2 separate regions of the Homo sapiens genome follow, and region 2 is linked to region 1. A link is a loop called in an ENCODE intact Hi-C map of the cell type or tissue named here. Cell type or tissue: PC-9. All regions are shown on one strand. Each heading gives the region's core, and the rest is flanking DNA. Links, peaks and the distances in the headings are about the cores only. Region 1 has its middle 200 kb from the start of KCNE4. Region 2 has its middle 63 kb from the start of ACSL3-AS1.

Evidence for each region. Peaks named below come from ENCODE experiments on the same cell type or tissue, not always from the same donor. Only the 100,000 strongest peaks of a DNase experiment are listed, where the experiment ranks them.
Region 2: it touches region 1 in a loop (8-fold over the local background); 6 of 110 quality-filtered maps call a loop at or near these places.

Annotation. Positions count from the first base shown.
Region 1 is chr2:223,242,038-223,253,220 of GRCh38, forward strand. It overlaps the pseudogene RN7SL807P. Among named protein-coding and RNA genes, the nearest start is that of KCNE4, 200 kb to the left of the region's middle. In PC-9, for the core only: a CTCF peak has its summit at 5,290 (motif pointing right); no DNase peak of the experiment used is centred there.
Region 2 is chr2:222,976,835-222,988,017 of GRCh38, forward strand. No RefSeq gene overlaps it. Among named protein-coding and RNA genes, the nearest start is that of ACSL3-AS1, 63 kb to the left of the region's middle. In PC-9, for the core only: a CTCF peak has its summit at 5,327 (motif pointing right); a DNase peak (open chromatin) is centred at 5,407; H3K27ac peaks cover 1,278 bases.

The DNA of each region.
Region 1 (11,183 bases), core at 3,365-8,364:
TATATATCTAGTAATGGGATCAATGGGTCAAATGGTATTTCTGCCTGTAGGTCTTTGAGGAATTGCCACACTGTCTTCCACAATGGTTGAATAAATTTATGCTCTCACCAACAGTTCAAAAGCATTCCTTTTTCTCCACAACCTCACCAGCATCTGTTGTTTTTTGATTTTTTAATAATTGCCATTCTGACTGGTGTGAGATGGTATCTCATTGCAGTTATGATTTCAATTTCTCTAATGATCAGTGATATTGGGCATTTTTTCATATGCTTTTTGGCCACATGTATGTCTTTTTTTTGAAAAGTATCTGTTCATATCACTTGCCCACTTTTTAATGGGGTTATTTTTTCTTGTAAATTTGTTTAAGTTCCTTGTAGATACTGGATATTAGACCTTTGTCAGATGAATAGATTGCAAAAATATTCTCCCATTTGTCTGTTCATGCTGATGATCATTTCTTTTGCTGTGCAGAATCTCTTTAGTTTAATTAGATCCTGTTTGTCAATTTTTGCTTATTGCAATTGCTTTTGGCATCTTCATCATGAAATCTATGTCCTGAATAGTATTGCTTAGATTTTCTTCTAGGGTTTTCATAGTTTTGGGTTTTATATTTAACTCTCTAATCCATCTTGAGTTGATTTTTATATACAGTATTATGAAGGGGTCCAGTTTCAATTTTCTGCATATGGCTAGCCAGTTCTCCCAGAGCGACTTATTAAAGAGGTAATCCTTTCCCCATTGCTTGTTTTTGTCAGGTTTGTCAAAGATCAGTTGGTTGTAGGTGTGTGGTTTTATTTCTGGGTTTTCTATTCTGTTCCATTGGTCTATGTGTTTGTTCTTATGCCAGTACCATGCTGTGTTGGTTACTGTAGCTTTGTAGTATCATTTAAAATCAGGTAGCGTGATTTCTCCAGCTTTGTTCTTTTTGCTTAGGATTGTCTTGGCTATTTGGGCTCTTTTTTTGGTTCCATATGAATTTTAAAATATTCTTTTCTAATTCTATGAAGAATATCAATGGTAGTTCAATAGGAATAGAATTGAATCTGTAAATTGCTTTGGGCAGTATGGCCATTTTTATGATATGGATCCTTCCTATCCATGAGCATGGAATGTTTTTCCATTTGTTTGTGTCATCTCTGATTTATTTGAGCCGTGGTTTGTAGTTATCTTTGAAGAGGTTCTTCACTTCCCTTGTGAGCTGTATTCCTAGGTATTTTACTCTTTTGGTGGCAATTGTGAATGGGAGTTCTTTCATGATTGTGGCCCTCAGCTTACCTGTTTTGGTGTATGGGAATGCTAGCAATTTTTGCATGTCGATTTTGTATCCTGAGACTTTGCTGAAGTTGCTTATCAGCTTAAGAAGCTTTTGGGGTGAGATGATGGGGTTTTCTAGATATAGAATTACGTCATCTGCAAACAGAGACAATTTGACTTTCTCTTTTTCTGTTTGAATACTCTTTATTTCTTTTTCTTACCTGATTGCCCTGGCCAGAACTTCCAATACTATGCTGAATAGGAGTGGTGAGAGACGACATCCTTATCTTGTCCCAGTTTTCATGGGGAATACTTCTAGCTTTTGCCCTTTCAGTATGATATTGGCCATGGGTTTGTCCTATATGCCTTTTAATATTTTGAGGTATGTTCCTTCAATACATAGTTTATTGAGAGTTTTTAAAATGGAAGGATGTTGAAATTCTTCAAAGAATTTTCTGCATCTATTGAGATAATCATGTGTTTTTTGTCTTTGGTTCTCTTTATGTGATAAGTTACATTTATTAATTTGAAGATGTTGAATCAGTCTTGCATCCTGGGGATAAAGGTTACTTGATCATGGTGAATAAGCTTTTTGATGTGCTGCTGGATTTGGTTTACCAGTATTTTGTTGAGGATTTTTGCATCAATATTCATCAAGGAATTGGCCTAAAGCTTTCCTTTTTTGTTGTATCTCTGCCAGGTTTTGGTATCAGGATGATGTTGGCCTCATAGAGTAAGTTAGAGAGGAGTCCTTCCTTTTCTAGTTTTTTGGAATAGTTTCAGTAGAAATGGTACTAGCTCTTTTTTGTACCTCTGGTTGAATTTAGCTGTGAATCCATCTCATCCTGGGTTTTTTTTTTTGGTAGGCTATTTTCACTGCCTCAGTTTCAGAACCCATTATTGGTCTATTCAGGGATTCAGTTTCTTCTGGTTCAGTCTTGGGAAGGTGCATGTGTCCAGAAATTTGTCCTTTATTCTAGATTTTCTAGTTTATTTGCATAGAGGTGTTTATAGTATTTGCTGATGGTTGTTTGTATTTCTGAGGGGTCAGTGGTGACATCCCTATTATCATTTCTGATTGTGTTTATTTGAATCTTATCTCTTTTCTTCTTTATTAGTCTAGCTAGATGTCTATCTATTTTATTAATTTTTTCAAAATCCAGCTTCTGGATTCACTGATTTTTTGAAGTGTTTTTTTGGTGTCTCCATTTCCTTCAGTTTGGCTCTGATCTTGGTTATTTCTCATCTTCTTCTAGCTTTGTGGTTTGTTTGCTCTTGGTTCTCTAGTTCTTTTTGTTGTGATGTTAGGTTGTTAACATGAGATTTTTGTAGGTTTTTGATGTGAACATTTAGTGCTATAAATTTCGCTGTTAACACTGCTTTAGTTGGGTCCCAGAGATTCTGGTATATCGTATCTTTGTTCTCATTAGTTTCAAAGAACTTCTTGATTTCTGCCTTAATTTCATTATTTACCCAAGAGTCATTCAGGAGCACATTATTCAATTTCCACATAGTTGTGTGGTTTTGGGTGAATTTCTCAGTCTGGATTTTGAATTTGATTGTGCTGTAGTCTGAGAGACTGTTTGTTATGATTTCAGTTCTTTTGCATTTGCTGGGGAATGTTTTACTTTCGATTATGTGATCAATTTTAGAGTAAGTGCCATATGGCAATGAGAATAATGTATATTCTGTTGAATTTGGGTAGAGAATTCTGTAGATATCTATCAGGTCCACTTGATCCAGAGTTCAGTTCAGGTACTTAATATCTTTGATAATTTTCTCTCTCTATGATCTGTCTAATATTGTCAGTGAGGTGTTAAAGCCTCCCACTATTATTGTGTGCAAGTCTAAGTCTATTTGAAGGTCTCTAAGAGCTTGCTTTATGAATCTGGGTGCTCCTGTATTGGGTGCATATATATTTAGGATAGTTCGCTTTTTTGTTGTTGAATTGAACTCTACCTTTATGTCCTTTATGTAACTCACTTTTTTGTCTTTTTTGATGTTTGTTGGCTTAAAGTCTGTTTTGTTAGAAACTAGGATTGCAACCCTTGCTTTTTTCTGTTTTCCATTTGCTTTGTAAATTTTCTTCCATCCCTTTATTTTGAGCCTATGTGTGTCTTTGCATGTGAGACGGATCTCTTGAAGACGGCATACTGATGGGTCTTGGTTCTTTATCCAGCTTGCCATTCTGTGTCTTTTAATTGGGGGCAGTTAGCCCATTTATATTTAAGGTTAGTATTGTTATGTGTGGATTTGATTCTGTCATCATGATGGTAGCTGGTTATTTTGCAGACTTGTTTACATGGTTGCTTCATAGTGTCACTGGTTTGTGTGCTTCAGTGTGTTTTTCTAGTGGTTGGTAACAGTTTTTGCTTTCCATATTTAGTGCTTCCTTCAGGACCTCTTGTAAGGCAGGTCAGGTGGTAAAAAATTTCCTCAGCATTTGCTTACCTGCAAAGGATCTTATTTCAAATTAAACTTCATAAGTGAAAGAGAAATAAGATCCTTTCAGACAAGGAAATAATGAGGAAATGAAATATGAAATTTGGTGTTAGAAATTTTTTTCTTTAAAAATGTTGAATATTGGCCCCCGATCTCTTCTAGCTTATAGGGTTTCCACTGAGAAGCCTGCTGAGAGTGGCTGGAGGCCCTGGCTGGGAGGCTCCAGCTGGGAGGACCTGTCCCATGAAGAGGAGTGGATTGGGGTCACACTTAAAGAAGCAGTCTGGCCATGCCTTGACAAAAGAGCTATGTCTTGGTGGGGAACTGCTTCTGCCCCTCTTGACTTGGACTCTCCAAGGCCCACAAGTTGAAACGGCTGAGTCGTCCAACTAACCCAGGTGGCAGCCCTCCCCTCTCCAAGGCACTCCATCCCAGGGAGAGATCAGAGCTCAGTCCACAGTCTGTGTGGGTAGGTGGGGCTGGAGGGCCTGGCTGGGAGGTCCCACTCAGTGAAGGAGAATGGATCAGGGCCCCACTTAAAGAAGCAGTCTGGCCATGATCTTACAAAGCTACTGTGCTGTGCTGCTGGGGGGACCCTTCCTTGTCAGAACCACCTGGACTCTCCAAAGCCCACAGGCTGGAATGGCTGAGTAAACCAAACAGCAGAGATGGCACCCAACCCTCCCCTTAGGGTCTCTATCCAGTCTCAGGCAGCCTCTATTCTGTTGCCTGTGTCTGGCTGGAATTCCAAGCCAGTGGGTCTTATCTTGTGAGGTGCCGTAGAAGTGGGGCCTGGAGAATGACACTGCTCAACTCCCTGGATTCCACCCCCTTGCAAAAGGTATATGTGGACCTCCCACCTTGCCTGAGTTCCAGACCTGGATCCCCAGGGATCCTGGGGCTGGAGTATACAAAGCTCCTGGATCTCTGTGTTTGCCTGAGCAGCTACTCTGCCAAGACTCCACACAGTTCTGTATGTTGGAACCAAGCCCCTGGTGGCATGGGTTCACAAGGGGATCTCCTGATCTATGGGTTACAAAGACCTGTAGGAAAAGTGTGGTTTCCTGGGGTTGCACAATAACTCACCAATTCCCTTGGCTGGGGGTAGGGGTTCCCTTGGTGCTGTGTTATTCCTAGGTGGTCTGTCATCCCACCCTGCTTTTCTTCATTCTCTGTGGGTGGAGTTGTTTCCCTAATCAGTCCTGGCATAAGAACCTGGATATTTCAGTTGAAGGTGTCATAGTCACTGTCCCATTTCGTTCCTCCCCATGAGTGTCGTGGACCACAGCTGCTTCTAACTGGCCATCTTAGTCCCTCTCCCTATTTTTAAAAATAATGTTTTATTTGCATGTAGCAAAATTTAAATTGATAAACTTGGTTTCACTAACATGAAATAGACTACATTTACTTATTTTAATGGACTTTGTTTCTTAAAATCTTTTTGTCAAATAATGGTACTTTACACTGTGGGAAGTCTTTGGTGTTCTAGTTAATGATGAAGAAGACAGATATTTCATAAATTTATCACTAAATGTGGTTTAAAATGTTTCTTCTTTTCTGGAGTGTATGTATGCCACCACCAGATGGGGGCAGAGTGATGCAGTGAGACTGGGGAAGAGCACTGTTCGGAAACAACATGGTGGAAATCTAGTTGACTGAAGAGCTTCATGTGTATAAACTCAAGATGTTTTGTTTTATAAATTTCCTTTTATGTAAGCGTAACAAAATATAATAAAATGTAACTACTTAGAGCGAATAAAAAAGTATTCTCCTTAGAAGCCAGATCTGCTGTGACCCATCTGTTTTGTTGCATTTTAGTAGTAATTAAGATCTGAGTTCTTCAGAAGGGCTACAAGAATTGGAATCTAAGCTCTCCTATTACAGTAGTGTTATCTCCTGGCTACTCAACTATTTAGGCCTCAGTTTTTTCATCTTCAGTGAAATGGGATTAATAATGGTTCCTATCTCTCTATATTGTGGTGAGGGCAAAATGAAATAATGTTTGTGGTGAGTAGAGCATAGAGTAACGTTTGATGTATGTTAGTCCTTATTGTTCTTATGGATTCTCTGGTCAGCTACCTCCTTTTGTCCCTTCAAACTCCTAAATCTTGCTTAGAATGCTAGCTTTTATAATTCAATCAAATTAGGTGCATTGTAGCTTTGTGGCAAGTAATGGTCTTCATTTCTGTATAAAAATTATATTTTAATCTGTTGGTCTCTTATATATAAGAGTGTTCTAAATATGAGCCCCCAATCAAAAACCAGAAGCTCTTAACTAAAGATACTGATTTACTGTTAAAATGCTTCTCACGTAGGAAACTCTATGCAGTGATGTGTAACAGGAATTTATTCATTAATGATGGTTAGGGATTCTCTATAGCAGCTCAGAATAAAGGTGGGTCGTGAATGAATAAAAAATTCTATGTACATAGTCTGTAAGGGGAAAATAAGGGTATAGAGAAAGCTTAGGAATAAGATAGGCTTACATTATCATCTCCCCTGGTGGTTAGATATTCTTGGGGTAAACCAATTAGCGATTTAGCTTCAATTTCTTCGGTCACAAAATTACAGCAAAAATACAATACTTAATGCAGATGCTCTCAAAATGTCACTTTATTTACCTTTCACCCACAACCAATTTGCTTTTCCTTTTATTATTTTTGGTCATGACTGGAGTGACCACATAATTTGTAGTTCAAATTGGGACACTTTTGAGAAGGAAAGAGTGTGCTAAAAATAATTGAAATTATTATTACTATTTTTTATAAGACATGGGGGTCTTGCTATATTGCCCAGGCTAGAGTTTAGTGGCTAATCACAGGAGTGATCCCACTACTGATCAACACAGGAGTTTTGACCTGCTCCATTTCCGACCTTGGCTGATTCATCCCTTCTTGGGCAATTTGGTCCGCTCCTGGGAGGACACCATATTAATGCCAAACTTAGGGCAAACACCTGATTGGCATACTGTACTACAGCCCAGATCTCTTGGACTCAGGAGATCCTCCTGCCTCAGCTTCCCAAGAAACTGGGACCACAGGTGTGCACCACCACACTCAGCTGTAATTATATAATTTTTGACATTTATGAACGCAATTATTTTTATTATATTGCCCAATGAATAACATGGTCTATTTGAAAATTATTTTCCAACATAAAAATTCTTTTGGAAAGTAAGATAACAGATCTCTGTGTAGATTGAAAAAACAATTTTTTCACTCTACGCACTAATTAGCTGAACATTAAAAATAGCATAAGCAGAATAATTTTTCCTGATACATATTAATGTACTTAAATCAGCTTTTAGCTTTGTCTACTTATAAATTGATACCTTTAGCTATTCCTATTTATTCTATCACTTGTATTTTCTAAAGAATATATTTTTTCAATATAGTTTGTTTCTATTGATAAAAATTGAAACTTTCAAGTTTCATCTTATAGATAATAATTGTGATTAGTTAATACATTCAGTTGACTCTTTTAATAAATGCTATATACTGATACCTTTAACTGACTCAATTTTCAATTGAAAAAAGTACTTCATCCACAGTTGCTGAAGTACCTGGTGAGTACAGAGCAAATTCTGCTAAATGAAGGTTATCCTGAATTGTAATATTTCATAATAAAATGTGTAAATATTTCTACCCAAACATTTTCATATGTATGCTCATTTTGATTCTAGACAGGTGACCTTTCTTCAGCAAATATTTTTACAAGACAAAACTCATTAAATAATTTCTCTAGTTGTGATTTTAAAACAAATTTTGTCAAAATTAGATGTCATAGGACAGAGGCCTTCTGAATTTCATTCAATTGTGTGGTTCAGGAAATAAATCTGTTAAGTTAAAAGTATCTCCATCACATGATTCTGCCTACTGCTTGAGATATTCCAGAGCATAGTTATTTAATCTTCTTCAATATTTCATTTTGAACACTCTTTGAGTTCTTGTTTAATTTATTTGGTTTCAAATTTTATTGGGATAAATCCCAATGACTACCTGTTTATAAGCTTGGTTTTAATAAATCGCGATTCTCTCTAAAAGCTCTGCAAGCTGACATTTTTCCTTGTACCACTCATTGAATAGTTTGATTAAAGGTTCATGACTAATTTTGAACAAAATGTAGCCAAAATGTAGATACTTATTAGAAAATGCTCAATATCATTGTAAGATACTTAGGTTGACTTATATAGAAATCCTTCCAGGGTTCAAACATTTTAAAAATCCAAATTATTATTGATTTAAAAAGTAAGTATTAGAAAATTCAGCATATTATATCCATAAAATATTTGGCCAATTGCTTTTTTGTATATATAGGAAAATATCTGTATATTTTGACAACTGTAACTCCTATTCCTATTAGTAGAATACTGTAGATCATTTGAATACAGTTAAGATTTGTTTGCATAATGCAATTAATTACAAATACATTTCTGCTCCAAAGATTTCATCATTTAATTGGAATATCATTTTTACCATGGCATTATGCTCCATCAAAATCATATTCATATTATCACTGTAAAAAAGTAAATCACACACAAAACTTTGTTTCCAAAGTTGAATTTTTAAACCAAATTTTCAGTAACATTGACAATAGCACTGGATGTTTTGTCTTTGACTGACTGAATCAGTTTCTAACACTTTCTCTTTGATTCCACAACTTTGATGAAAATAATTTAATATTATTGGAATTAACTTTATCGATTTTCCATTAGAAGTGATATACAACAGGCTTCATTTTGCTGTTGCAAAGTTCTGTTAATGGAGCCAACACATTAGCATCTATAAATTCACTATTTTTTACATGCAAAGAAAACCTGGTATTGAAAATCAATTCATGAAATTAACTTAAAAGGTGCTATCATTTGATTTGAATGAAAAGGCATGCTTCACAGAAATATATTCCAGCTTTTTCAAATGCATGTATTAAGTCATCATTTTAAGGCAGGTTCTTCTTAAATAAATACAAACTCTGAAAGTAGATGTTGACATATTTTTAGAGATTTGAGTCTCGTAGTTGTTATGAGGTCCATGTTATTCCTATAGATCCAAAAGAGGATGTTCAGTATTGAAAAACATTTTGAGCAAGTTAAATGTTCATCATGAACTTTCTTAAGAAATGGTGATTCAGGTTGATTCATTAAATATGCACCTTTTTGAGCTCATTACTGTTTAAAGGATTCAATATCAAATAAAAAAGAAAACCAAACAATAAAATCGTTGTTAGATTATACCATAATGCAAACTACCCTAGAAGAGCAATCAGACTATTCTAGACATTCTATGGCAGGACTGCTCAGCCTCTATTTCCCACACTTTGGTGTTCAGTTAAGCTATAATTTCCCATGTTGTCCCCTGATCCCACCAACTGACAGCCTAGGAGTTACCAGCATTCCACAGGCTGGCTCACCCAATAGCTGGCAGAGACAGCAACATGCAATACTTCTCCCACCACCACCCTTCTCCAGTTTATATTGTCTGAGCCAGCCTTATTGCACCAGCGATCACCACTGAGTGAGAAGTGTTAGTTTCTGGGTGGGGTAGGGAAAGGACAGATGGGTTTATCTTTGGTTGTCTTTTAGGTTTCACCACGTGTTCAAGTGAGCATCTTTTTTTACTGCACACATCTCTCATGTATGCTGCTAGACAAGACCCTGGTAGAAGTTACAAGTTCTTTTTCTTTCTTTCTTTCTTTTTTTTTTTTTTTTTTGAGAAAGAGTCTCGCTCTGTCACCCAGGCTGGAGTGCAATGGCGCAATCTTGGCTCACTGCAACCTCCGCCTCCTGGGTTCAAGCGATTCTCCCACCTCAGCCCCTCGAGTAGTTGGAATTACAGGCGTGTGCCACCATGCCCGGCTAATTTTTGTATTTTTAGTTAAGGGGTTTCACCATGTTGGCCAGGCTGGTCTCAAACTCCTGACCTCAAGCGATCAGCCCGCCTCAGTCTCTCAAAGTGCTAGGATGCCAGGGTGAGCCACCGCACCCAGCTGGAAGTTGCAAGTTCAAAGTGGAGTTCTACCAAACTCATTTAGCTTATTGCAATACAGCCAAAAACATCAGGGACAAATGCTTAAAGTGAGAAGACTTTGGGAATTCAGGAGGTAACCAGGGCTGTGGCGCGCAGCCAGGGTATGTGGGTGCACTACGCATAAGGAGCTTTATCCACGCAACACTCTTGGTCCTGTCTCACTCTTATTATCCCACGTTTCCACTTCTCCTAAATGCTCGTTCATTTTAAGAGAAGTGACTCGGTTACTTGGCTCCTTCTCTCCTTTCCTTAGCTTTTTATGGGCAATAAAACCCAGCTTCTTCCTAGCTTAATGATTTAGCTTTGCTTTAAGGGTTTAATGATAGTTATAACTCAGTCTTTATAGATTTTTTTTTTTTACTCTGAAAGAGAAGGCATTTTCAATCATGTGATTGAGAAATCATTCTTAAAAATAAAAATGCACTGGGATTTTAACATGTTGATTACAGGTACCTTTCTGTTTCTCAGAAAAGGTAAAATTACTAGTAGAAATGAAATTGGGAGAAGTATGGGACATGTAAGCTCTCCTATGACTGAACATCCCAGTTAGAGTTGGGTGAACCTCAGAGAAAGCTAGTTTCATGGCACTGTATTCAGTTAGTTACTCTTACGTTGTTTTGTAAATGTTTTATATATTTCAGTGTGTTGTGTTTCTCCAACTAGATTGTAAACTCATTGAGGGCTTTTTATCATTTTAGTATTACTCTATAAATTTTAGTATAGTTTCCATGTTTATTTAGTCACTGTATTTATTGACTGGTAGTTAACAAAATTTCTCTGACTTTTTACCTGTAAAAAGAACCAATTTCTCTTTTTCCCTCGTCATCTTTGAGTCCTAGTCAGTGAAAAAGAAAGAAAGAAAGAAAGAAAGAAAGAAAGAAAGAAAGAAAGAAAGAAAGAAAGAAAGAAAGAAAGAAAGAAAGAAAGAAAAAGAAAAAAGAAACCAGAAGCTTATCTCTTGAGCCTGAGGAATGTGCCAGGCAGGAAGCCATGCCTTTAGTAAGATACATGGATTGGCTAGGTTTATTCCCCACCGTAACTCAACTTCTTGTATTGAATTGCAAGTTGAAACAGTAAAGTGCACAATCTTGACTTTACAATGCAATGACTTTTTACAAATGTATACACTCATGTAACTACCAAGGTCAACTTAAATTATTTCCAGCACCCGAAGCCCCTTTCTTCCATCTTCCAGTTAATGATCCCCATAAAATCAACACCATTCTGACTTCTTTCACTATAGATTCATTTTGTTTGTTTGTGGACTTTGAAGAAAGAGAATCACAGTGTACCTAGCCCTTGGCATCTAGCTCTCTACTTTTTAGAGTCAAAATTTGAATTGAGTTGTAATATATAGCAAAGTGCACAAATAAGTATATATTATAGCTCTTTGAACTTTTACTAAATAAATCTATTCAGCCAACCAGCACCCATATCAATTAAGTAAAATATTTCCAATAC
Region 2 (11,183 bases), core at 3,021-8,020, 270 kb before region 1:
GTCACTGATTTCTTAATTGGCAGCTTGTGACTCATAGCTAAAGAAGGGAAGAAAAGCTCTATGATCCTGCAATGTCCTAATTGCCAATTGAGTTTCTCTCAGAGGGCATGCTCTGTGTATTTTGAAAACCTCATACTGCCACCTGCAATTTCATGATCACCCAGGAAACTTTCAGATATCTTCAAAGATGTTACTTTCCTGTAGGTGTTATTTCCACTAATGAGACCAGAGGGCAAGGCGACCTTGTCTTCCTCCTTCTGAAACTTTGTCTTCATCCTTCACTGTCTGCTATTTACTGCCACAGGGCTGTCTTTACCTAGTCCCTATTTCTCTGAAATTCTTCTTGAATTTTAAACACTTTATTTTTACCCTTTTCAGAGAAGCAGCAATGCCTCTGGCTCAAAGACAATGCATTTGGGTACAACTGGCTGCCTGCAGGGTGAACCTCACCCTTCAGGCCTCGTCACAGCAGAGGAGTGGCTCAGGCACCAGGGCCCAGGCGCCGGGCACACCTGCTACATTCCTCCAACTGTGAGTAGCCATGGGGGAGTTGGGGGCACACAAGATGAAAAGAACATTTTTTTTTTTTTGAGACAAGGTCTTGCTCTGTCACTTAGGCTGGAGTGCAGTGGTGCAATCACGGCTCACTGCAGCCTGGACCTCCTGGGCTCACACGATCCTCCAACCTTAGCCACCTGAATAGCTGGGACCACAGACATGTGCCACAGTGCCCAGCTAATTTTTGTATTTTTTGTAGAGACAGGGTTTTGCCATGTTGTCCAGGCTGGTCTTGAACTCCTGACCTCAGGTGATCCACCTACCTTGGCCTCCCAAAGTGCTGGGATTACAGGTGTGAGCCACTGTGCCTGGCCAAAAGACCTGCTTTCTGTCTTCATAGTGTTTACAGTCTAATGTGGAGGAAAATAAAAGTCTATAAAATAAGCACAGTACAAGAAAAAATGTAGCAGATTTCTTAAGAAATATCTTCACCAAAGTGCTATAGAAATTAAGAGAAGAAAATGGTATTTCCATACAAGCCATGTCAGATGCATTGCAGAAGCCCCCTGCTTTCAAAACTCTTCTCCAGCACAGTATAAATACACTATTAAGCCTAAACCAACCTGATTCTAATTTTTCCCTACAAGTGAATGTGTGTTTAACAGCCCAGGTTGTTCCACTTAACGGCAGGTGTTGCCCAGTATTGCCTCTGCTTCATTCCGTTCCTTTCTTCTCTGCATTTGGCTTGGTGCCCCTGAAGGTCACTCTGTTGTCCAGCTAAAGATGGTGAATGTTCCCTCTCCAGGCAGAAGCAGGCCATTGGGTGGGTATTTCTGAAGGGCTCGGAACATCGTTCCAGAGGGTCCCCAGATTGCTCTGGATTCTGACAGTGGTACCTGGACGTGATACTCAAGTTTCCTTGAATGGAGACATGATGCTTCTCCAGCAAGTGTTAAAGTTACCCAGATACTTCTGAAACTTGTGAAAAGATATGGCTTTTTCATGTATGTTATTTTCACTAATGAGACCGGAAGGTCTTTCCCTTCTATCACCCTGTCTCCATCCTTCTTTATCTATGTCAACATGAAATAATCAAAAGGATCAGAATCCAGTATTCAAGAGTTTGTTCAAGTGAAAAGCTGGGAATAACCACTTAGAAGACACAAACTCCAGAAAAATGGGTTCAGTCCTCCAAAATTAAAAGTTACCTTCCTGCTTATATTGGCAGAAAACAAAGAAGCTTGATAGGATTATAGCATTTTCTATACAGGGCTTGTTGGTGATTTACAACAATTTAATTCATTACAGTTTGTTTTCTTTTCCACAGGGCTTGTTTTCATTTTCTTTCCAATTTAAAAGAATGTATTCAACATTCCATCTTTAGAAAATGTGATAACCATCAAGTCTTTGCATGAGAAAGGTAAGAGGGAAGTTAATCTATAATGAAGATCAACTGTGAAGAGGGATGGGGTCTTCCCTGCCTCCCTTTAGTCATTTACAACATTTAAAAAAACAATGCAGGTAAGGAAGAAGTCTAATCTATAATGAGAGAAACAACAGTTACACCTGCCCAGGTTACAGATGCCTCTCACATGACTCAGGCACTATAGTCATATTTCTTTAAAACTCAAAATAGTTTGGAGTCCCCACAGCCTAGATTTTATTTTCACATCTGCAAGTCATTGAGAACTACTCCTGTCTCCTTGTCCCTCCCTATACCATTTCCTCCCCCTTCTCTGAGTTCTTTTTCCCAGTCTCCTTTGCTGGGCACCTCACAACCCCCACTCATCCTTACATGCTGAAGTCATCCAGGATTTGCTTCCAGATTCCTTGCTTCTATTTCTGAACCCACCTGTTCCTTTTAACCATTTGCCTGGTTTAATTCCCATTGCCTTTCCCCTTGAATGTAAAAATTGAAGTATGACTTACTTGCCTTAAAGTGCACACTTCTTAAATATATATGTGATGAATTTTTACTTATATGTACACCTATGTAGCTGCCAGTTAAACCAAGGTTAGAGAATTTCCAGCTTCCAGAAATGCTCCTGCATGACCATCTCAGCCAGTACCCCACAACGAAGCCTCGAGTCTGACCTCCACCATCATAGGTTAGTTTTGTTTACTTTTGGACTTCATATAAATGGAATCATACCGTGTGTACTCTTCTGTCTTTAATTTGTTTCATTGAACATTATGTCTATGAGATTCACACATGTATCAGTAGCTTATTCTTCTTATTTGGAGTGATTTCAGATACTCCCTACTGATAGCATTGTCTCATGAGCATGAGGCAGTGGGGGAAGAGGAAAATTACAGATAAAAATATAAATAACACCAAATCTGCTGACTATAACGGTTTGAGAATTCCAAGGGAGTTTGAGAATGTTGAGACTGTCTCAGGCAGTGAGTCTTTGGTGGTTAAAGTAAAGCCAGAACTGTTTCCAGCCATATGACCCTTTGAGTCCAATGGCACCTTAGAGTTATGGGAAGTTGTTTACCTGGGAGACGATAATGTCCACATCTCAGTGTCCAGTGCCCTGGTGTTGAACACCTAGACACCTAGACTAGTACTTTCTATTTTGAGCAAAGATGGGACCTTGTGCTCCTGGGACCTTTAAATTTTTGTGAGGAGCCAGTGGATATGTCGGTGCACCGGCATTGAGACTACATGAATACTACGTCTTGCAAATGTATTTATTGCCACTTTTGTGGTCTGCATAGATGCTCTTCTGATTAATAAATATAAAAGTACTAGATGTATCATTGACTCCATTGTTTTCTGCCATTTAGATAGCTTTTTAAAAAATGAAGCAAAAGGAAAAGTATGATGACATTCATGTAGAAGTGCTTTGGAAATTTTCTGGTATTAAGATATGTTCTTTTATACTTAGAAAGGTTAGAAACCATCTCGGTTTATTGTACCCAGAAAGCATTTAGGGCTCAAAATGTGCTCGTTGAATGTTGAACAAACAAGGAGATGGGGCTCCTGGGAGAGTAAGTGACTAGACAAAGGTCTCACTGCAGTTAATGGAAAAACTGCACAGGAAGGCAGGTCTCACGGCATCAAGAAAGTCTAAATTTTTACCCCTAAGGTTTTGCATAGATAACGGCTCCTGGGAACCATCTTCTACCCTCCTTGTGTCTGGGTCTTTCTAATTAGGCTTTCTCCCTTGTGTACCAAATTCTCCCACAAATCACTAAAGATTTTATAGGCCTTAAATTGAAAACAAGATGATATCATTTTGTCATAGTGCACAAGTTAGTAATAAAATAGTGTGATTGTTTTTCAGTGATTTGATTTGAGAAGTTTGTAGTTATTTGTGCCCAGACAGGTTAACCAGTAACTGCTTAGCCAGCTTGTCTGCATTCAGTTCACTCTTTAGAAGGAGCAGCCTTTGACTAACCTCTCCCCATTTCCCCCATCCCCAGCCTCTGGCGGCCACTCTTCCACTCTATTTCTATGAGTTTGACTTTTTTAGATTCCACATAGAAGCAAGATCATACCGTCTTTGTCTTTCCCTGTCTGAGTTATTTCACTTGGCATCATGTCTTCCAGGTTCATCCAAGTTGTCGCAAATGGCAAGATTTGCTTCTTTTTGGCTAAATAATATACAATTATATATATATACACACACACAAACACACATATACATGTATTTCACAATTTATGTATTCATGTCAATGGACACTTATGGTGGTTATACCTTGGTTATTGTGAACAGTGCTCCAATGAATAACGGAGTGCAGCTATCTCTTTGAGCTATTGATTTCATTCCTTCTCAACACCACACACACACACACACACACACACACACACACACACACACACACACACACACACTGGTAAGTAGGTGAGGTGATGGATGTATGAACAAAATTGATTGTGGTCATCATTTTTTCACAATATATACATATATCAAATCCTAATATTGTACATCTTAAACTGATAGAGTTTTGTCAGTTAGTTATACCTCAATAAAGCTGGAAAAAATAAATAAAAGGAACATCCTGCTGGCTGTCTCTGTGGGACAGCCTGGCCCAGCAGAGCCACTCTCCAGACACTGCACATGCATGTGTCCCTGTAAGAAGCCGCTGCTGTTCCTTCCTGAACAGTGAAGCTGGTCCCTGTGAGATGTTGCCATCCTTGGGGGAATACCTCAAGTGGCTTCTGCAATGTTCAAAGGCTTCTGCGACAACCTCAAACCGACCTCTAGCCCTCCAAAGATTGTGCTGGACTCTGCCTGGAAGGGTGAGGGAGGTGCCCATTTTTTCTCTTGCCCAAAGACCCTCCCCTTCTTCCATGTGTGCCTGAAGCTGTCTTGAGGCACCAGAGAGCCCCTGTCTGTTTTTCACTCATTTCTGCTAAGCCTGTGTTCACAGATTGAGGTAAACCCCGCTGGAGAAATAGAATCTGCTTTCAGCTTCATCTGCAGAACTAGGTCACTTTAGTCTTTTGCTAACCAGATTACCAATAAAAATTGCCTGGAAAAAGATGGAGAATGAAAACAAACAAAATGAAACAACATTAAGACAAAAGATAAATCTGTGATAATTTCTTGAGTATAGCATGTTTCTATTTCTGCTTCTGTGGTTCAGATATTAAAGACTTAAAGTAAATCTCTTTGTTGTAAGATTAAAGAGAATTTCCCATATTAAATAAAATTAAAAGCTTGGATTAAAGGAAGCAACACTATCAGCTAGTTTCTTCCATTGGTTGCATCATCGACATCTTTGAACCCCAGGATTTAAGATGGAGCAACTTCCAAAAACTCTTGTCCTTTCAAGCCATTTCTGCGGTGACACTGAGGCTACTGGGGAATCTGTTTGGCCAGTGGAGGGCACTTCAGCCTCTTGCTCTGGGTGTAATCACTTTGCTTTTCACACATGACCTGGCAGAGCTGATGCAACTCTAGTGCCTCACACAAACATTTCCATTTGCAACCTACTGGATTGTGTCATTCATCTCTTTTTGCTCTTGCATTTCCTTCTAATATTGAAGGTAGACTTGCTGGCTTGGAAACCTGACATCTGTGCTTTGAAGTCTAGGAGGATGAAAAAGTCTTGAAGCCAGGACAAGATGGCCCGCAAAGGGATCAGGTTTTATTCTGACCAAAATAAAGACTTTTTAAAGACTTTTGAAGCCTTGTTTATGCTATCAGGGCTCCAATTTAAAAGATGTCACTGTCAGTAGATGTCTTCTGATTTTGAGAAGCACATGTGATGAGTTCTGGGTCACTCACCTTCCCACGGTGTCCTCGGTGTTCCTAGCCTCATTGTTGCTCTCAGCCAGCCTCAACCAAAACCACTTCCTCTGGAAGCCTGTCCCTTCCCCCACTCCCATTTGCGAGTCTTCCCAGATGCCCTTTTCTAGTGCTTCAACCACGGTCCCCCACCTGCCTCTCCCTCTACCTGCTCCCTTAACAGCTCCACCTTGCCCCTCCTCTTAAGGGTGAGGAGTAGCTACAGGTAGAGAAATACTTAACGTCATGCTTTTATTTTTGGACTCCCCAGTAGACCTGAGTGCTTTATTCAAGGAGGACATCAGCATTGATTTTCCCTCTCAGCAAAGTGCTTTAAAGGTGAAAGTGCCTTTTCACAGAGCTGGGGCCACCTTGCATCATAGCCTTGGAGCCATTTCTGTGTGGCAGAGAGAAGGCTACCCACTCCTTCCCCACTTCCCGTCTCCATTGACAGCCTTCTCTTTGAAGCTGATGTGTGCCTCTGACTTTCTGCAACCCTGAACTTTCAGCATTGTGTTTTTCGGCTAGCCATTCTACAGCTTGATCATCTGAATGCAGATATGCATAGAGGTTCTGCTCGTGACCATGTGACCCACCTTTGTATCCTGCAAGAACAATGGGATTGGTGTGGAGGATGAGAGCTGGAGCTCTGGAGTCAATATGCCTAGAGGGAATTGTGGATTACTATCATGTAATCTTCAGCAAGCTAATTAATGGCTCTGTGCCTTAGTTTCCTCCTCTGCAAAATGAAGGTAGTAACGGAAGCTACTCATGGGATCATTAAAAGAATTCTATGAGACAGTACTTATTATAAATTTAAAGTGGTTTGTGACATATAGTAAATGGTCAAAAAATGTTAGCTAGTAGTCAAAATAGAAGTAGGGTGAGATTTAATTACATTTATAAAAATCACTCAAGCCTGCAAATGCCCAGTGCACCTGAGGGAGTGACAGAATCATCATTGTCCAAATCTAGTTCCTACTTGTCCCAAGCAAGAAAATGTCAGGGCAAACAGCTCCGTCCTTTCTTCCTCCATCTGTGAGGTAGCAATGTGAATGCCTCTCTTCCTTTTTCTCTAGGTACCCATAGTAGGAGAGACAATGTATTCTACACCAGGACTTCTAAAATGTTCATGTGCGTAGAACTCACTTGGAAATCTTAGACAGATATGGATTCTGATTTAGTAGTTCTGGGCTGGGGCCTGAGAGTCTACATTTCTTTTCTTTCTTTTCTTTTTTTCTTTTTGAGATGGAGTTTTGCTCATTTTTCCCAGGCTGGATTGCAATGGCATGATCTCAGCTCATTGCAACCTCTGCCTCCCTGGTTCAAGTGATTCTCTTACCTCAGCCTCCCAAGTAGCTGGGATTACAGGCATGCACCACCATGCCAGGCTAATTTTTTGTCTTTTTAGTACAGATGGGGTTTCACCATGTTGGTCAGCTGGTCTTGAACTCCAGACCTCAAGTGATCCACCCACCTCGGCCTCCCAAAGTGCTGGTATTACAGGCATGAGCCACCATGCCTGGCTGAGATTCTGCATTTCTTTCAAGGTCACAAGTGCTGCTGTTGCTTCTGGTCTGGGCACCACATTTTGAGTAGCAAAGATCTATACGATGATCTGACCTGGAGGCAGGAGCCCATCTGGGTGAATATTAGGTGGAAAAGAACACCAGGAGTGGCTCAGCTGCTAGGGCTCAGAATGGTGTTTCAGGCTCCTGTGTGGTTATACCCCAGAAATGCAAATGGACTCTTGCTAAAAGGTTCTGAAATGGCCACAAATATTTGAAAACCCTGAGGCCAAGGCCATCTTATTTTGGGCTCAGTCTTTATGTATTTTTATTTTAAATATTTATTTTATAGATCTATCTATCTATGTATCTAGCTATCTAGCTATGTCTGTGGTCCCCCACCCAGAGATGGACTCAGTACACAAGGGCCATTTTCCACACCCCTGATTGCAGTCACAACCAATTAGCAGGACCCAAGGACCCATTCCCTAGTCCCTATATATATGTACACACACACGCACACACACTCACACACACACTTTTTTTTCAAGAGAATCATAGTAAACTTTAAAAAGGGACTCAAACATGCATTTTGAAAGCAAAGGTAGTCACAGTAAATGCAGTACATTTTTGAAAAAATGATTCAGATATACATTTTAAAAGAAAAGTCACAATATTTTCAGCATTTTAAAGTTTTAGGAATACATGACATAAAGTTCTTGTGACTCTGGAGCCCTACTTTCCTCTTTATCCTCCCTTCTGTGTATGTACAAATCACACATTCATATCCATATTTCATTTGGCTAAAATGGTAAGTTTCTAAGCTTGTAATTCTTCACTGTTATTGTAAGGGGAACTTGAGGGAGGTGGTCAAAGTGAGGGGCAGGGAAGGAGCCCTTCCCGGTGAGCAGCAGCAAACTACCACTGGAGCAAGGTCAAGACTGTCTTGATTTGCAGCTAGTTCCATCAGCCCAGAGTTTTTCAGAGCACACCAGCAGCTCTGAAGTTTCCTATCCTGTGTTTTAATGTGGTTTTTTGAGATTTAATTTTGGTGAATCAGATCCTCAGGGGCATACATTTTTATATTCTAGGCTAAAGCTGCCACAGGGAGGGAAACGTAGGGATTCTTTTTTAGATTAAGTGGTATCTGTCATTTGCAGATACTCATCTTTGCAGATGCCCATCTTTGATGGCACTTTTTATGTAGGTAAGTTTTGTGGTCCATGGGTCTCTGGTTCATAGTACGTGGCTGACTCAGAAGAGAGACTCTATCCACAAAGGTGTAATCACTTGACACCCTCTTTGTGCCTGCTGCACAGACAAAACCAATTCACTGAGACCACGGTATTGCAGTAAAGAAAGAGTTTAATTAATGCTAGGCTAAACACATGGAAGATGGAGTTATTATTACTCAAATCAGTCTTCCCAAAGGCTTGGAGGTTAGGCTTTTTCAAGGCAGGGGACTAGGGAATGGGTCCACATGATTGGTTGGGGATGCAGTCATAGGGTGTGGAAAATGGTCCGTGTGCTGAGTATGCCTCTGGGTAGGTTTAGGGGGTGCAGAAGATCAGTTGAGTCATGAGCCATGAGTCTAGGTGGGATTACTGAGTTTCCAGAATGCAAAGGTCTGAAAAGCATCTCAAAAGACCAATCTCAGGTTCTATAATAGTAATGTTATCTATAGGAACAATTGGAGAAGGCACAAATCTTGTAACCTCTGGCCACATGACTCCTGAGCGGTAGGAGGTTATAGAAACTATATCTACATTTTAGTGGAGTTCAGGCTCCTCCCATAATCCTAATCTCATGGCCTTTCACCAGGTTTTTGCACTGAGCAAGGGGAGAATTAGTTTTAGGGAGGAACTGTTCTCATCCTTGCTTCCAAGTTAAACTATAAACTAAATTCCTCCCATGGTTAGCTTGGCCTACGCCCAGGAATAAGCAAAGACAGTCAGCCTGTGAGGCTAGAAGCAAAATGGAGTCAGCCCTGTTAGACTTCTCTCACTGTCATAATCTTTACAAAAGAGGTTTCAAGGTTGCCAGGAGAGTTTCACAGGACCTGGTCCATTTGGATGTAAGACACCTCTTTCTTCAGACTTCCTCCATGTGGACCCATTCTGCTGCTGGACTGGATATGTTGATGTGAAATTTGCTGTTGACCTGGCAGTCTACATTCATGCTGCAGAAGGACAGTCGTAGCAATGTATTTCCTGAGTATTGGAAGAAACAGCCAAAAAAGAATTGACTTCACCTTGAGATGAACCCCGTACCCTTGAACCTGTAGATGTATATTCATGAAAACAAATGGAAGGACTTTGGGCACTTGACCTCTATTTTGTTACAATTTATATTATTAGCAGCAGAGATTTAGGCCAGGAGACTGGATTCTTGTTTGTGACCTTGATAGAACGTATTAACTTTATTTATGTTGTAATGTGAATGATTCTTTGACTTTAGGAGAGGGAAGTCCACTTCCTTGAATGTAAGTTATACATTTTATTTTATTTTTCCGTCAACTGGGAGAAGTCCATCTCTCTACTAGGCTGATAAGCTCTTACCATATGTACATGTCTTTCCTTTTATATGTTTAAATCTTTGAATTTTATAGAATACTAAGAATTGAAACTTTATGCACTTTTGAACCTTTGAAATCTTTCTTTCTGCTAGGACCATACGACACTTAAATATACCTAAATTATATCTTATTAGATTTTGAATATTTTATATGGCTCTGTCTGATTTGATGCCAGAACTCACTGGGTAATTCTACTATTATTCTCCCTGGAGTTAAAAACTGCTTTTTATTTATATTCACTCTTCCTAATCTTTGTCAGTACACAAATGTGATTGAATAACAAGGCTCAACAGAAATACATGAAAGTATTTCACTCTCTTTTAAAATGTTTTATGTTAACTCTTTTTCATTTTGTGTACAACAAGTATTTTTCTAAAAACTTTATTTCTCAGACCCCTTTGAGAATCTGACAGGCTGTAGATTCTCTTTCTAGAAAAATACACACACATATAAGACATTTTGTCCCGGCTCTTAATTATTGGTTATTACTGGGTTATATTAAATTCTTTATCTGCACTTCACTTTTTGTGGTATTTCTGTCTTCCTATTTTTTCTTATATTTTCTCATTTATTTGTTCTTTCTTTTAATCAATTTCCTTTCTTTCAATTTAATATCTAAGTACTATAACACAGCTATGAGCGCATTGCTATAGGCACATAAAATATTGAACAACGAGCTTCCTCTTTGGGATCAGAGAATATTGCCAAGAGGCAGGAGGAACTTTGAGCTGGAAATTGAGAAATGAGCTCAAGTTTCCAAGGCAGAGTAGATAGAGGAAAAGATGTGGCCCTCCACTCCAGCCAGGGTGAAAGAGAAAGACTGTTTAAAAAAAAATTAGATGAAACACCACATACTAGGGCAATAAAGTGTGGAAAAGTTTGTAAAAGTCCAGTGAGAAGGGGCAATGGCAGTACAGGGGACCAGGGCTGTGGTTGGTGTGCTGGAGAGAAGAGCAAGTGTCAGCAAGAATGAGCATAAGGAGACCTCTTGCTCTATATTTAAGTTCCAACATCATGAACACAGTGAGTGTTTCTGTTCCTTGGTCTGGGGGTTTAGCAGTCCCTGAAGTATCCCATTTGAAGCCAAGAATAGCCTCAATCAATAATAATATCTTTATTTCTAAATATACAACTTAAACCTTTTGAAAGAATAATTGGTGTTCAATTCTGATTTAGGTCCGTTTGGGTGGTCATTACAAAGTATCTTAGACTGGGTAATTCATAAACAATAGAAATGTATTGCTCACAATTCTAGAGGCTGGAAAGTTCAAGAGCAAGGCATCAGCAGATTCAGTGTCTGCTTAGGGCCTCTCCTCATGGCTAGTGCTTTCTATGTGTCCTCCCAGGGCAGAGGGGATGAAT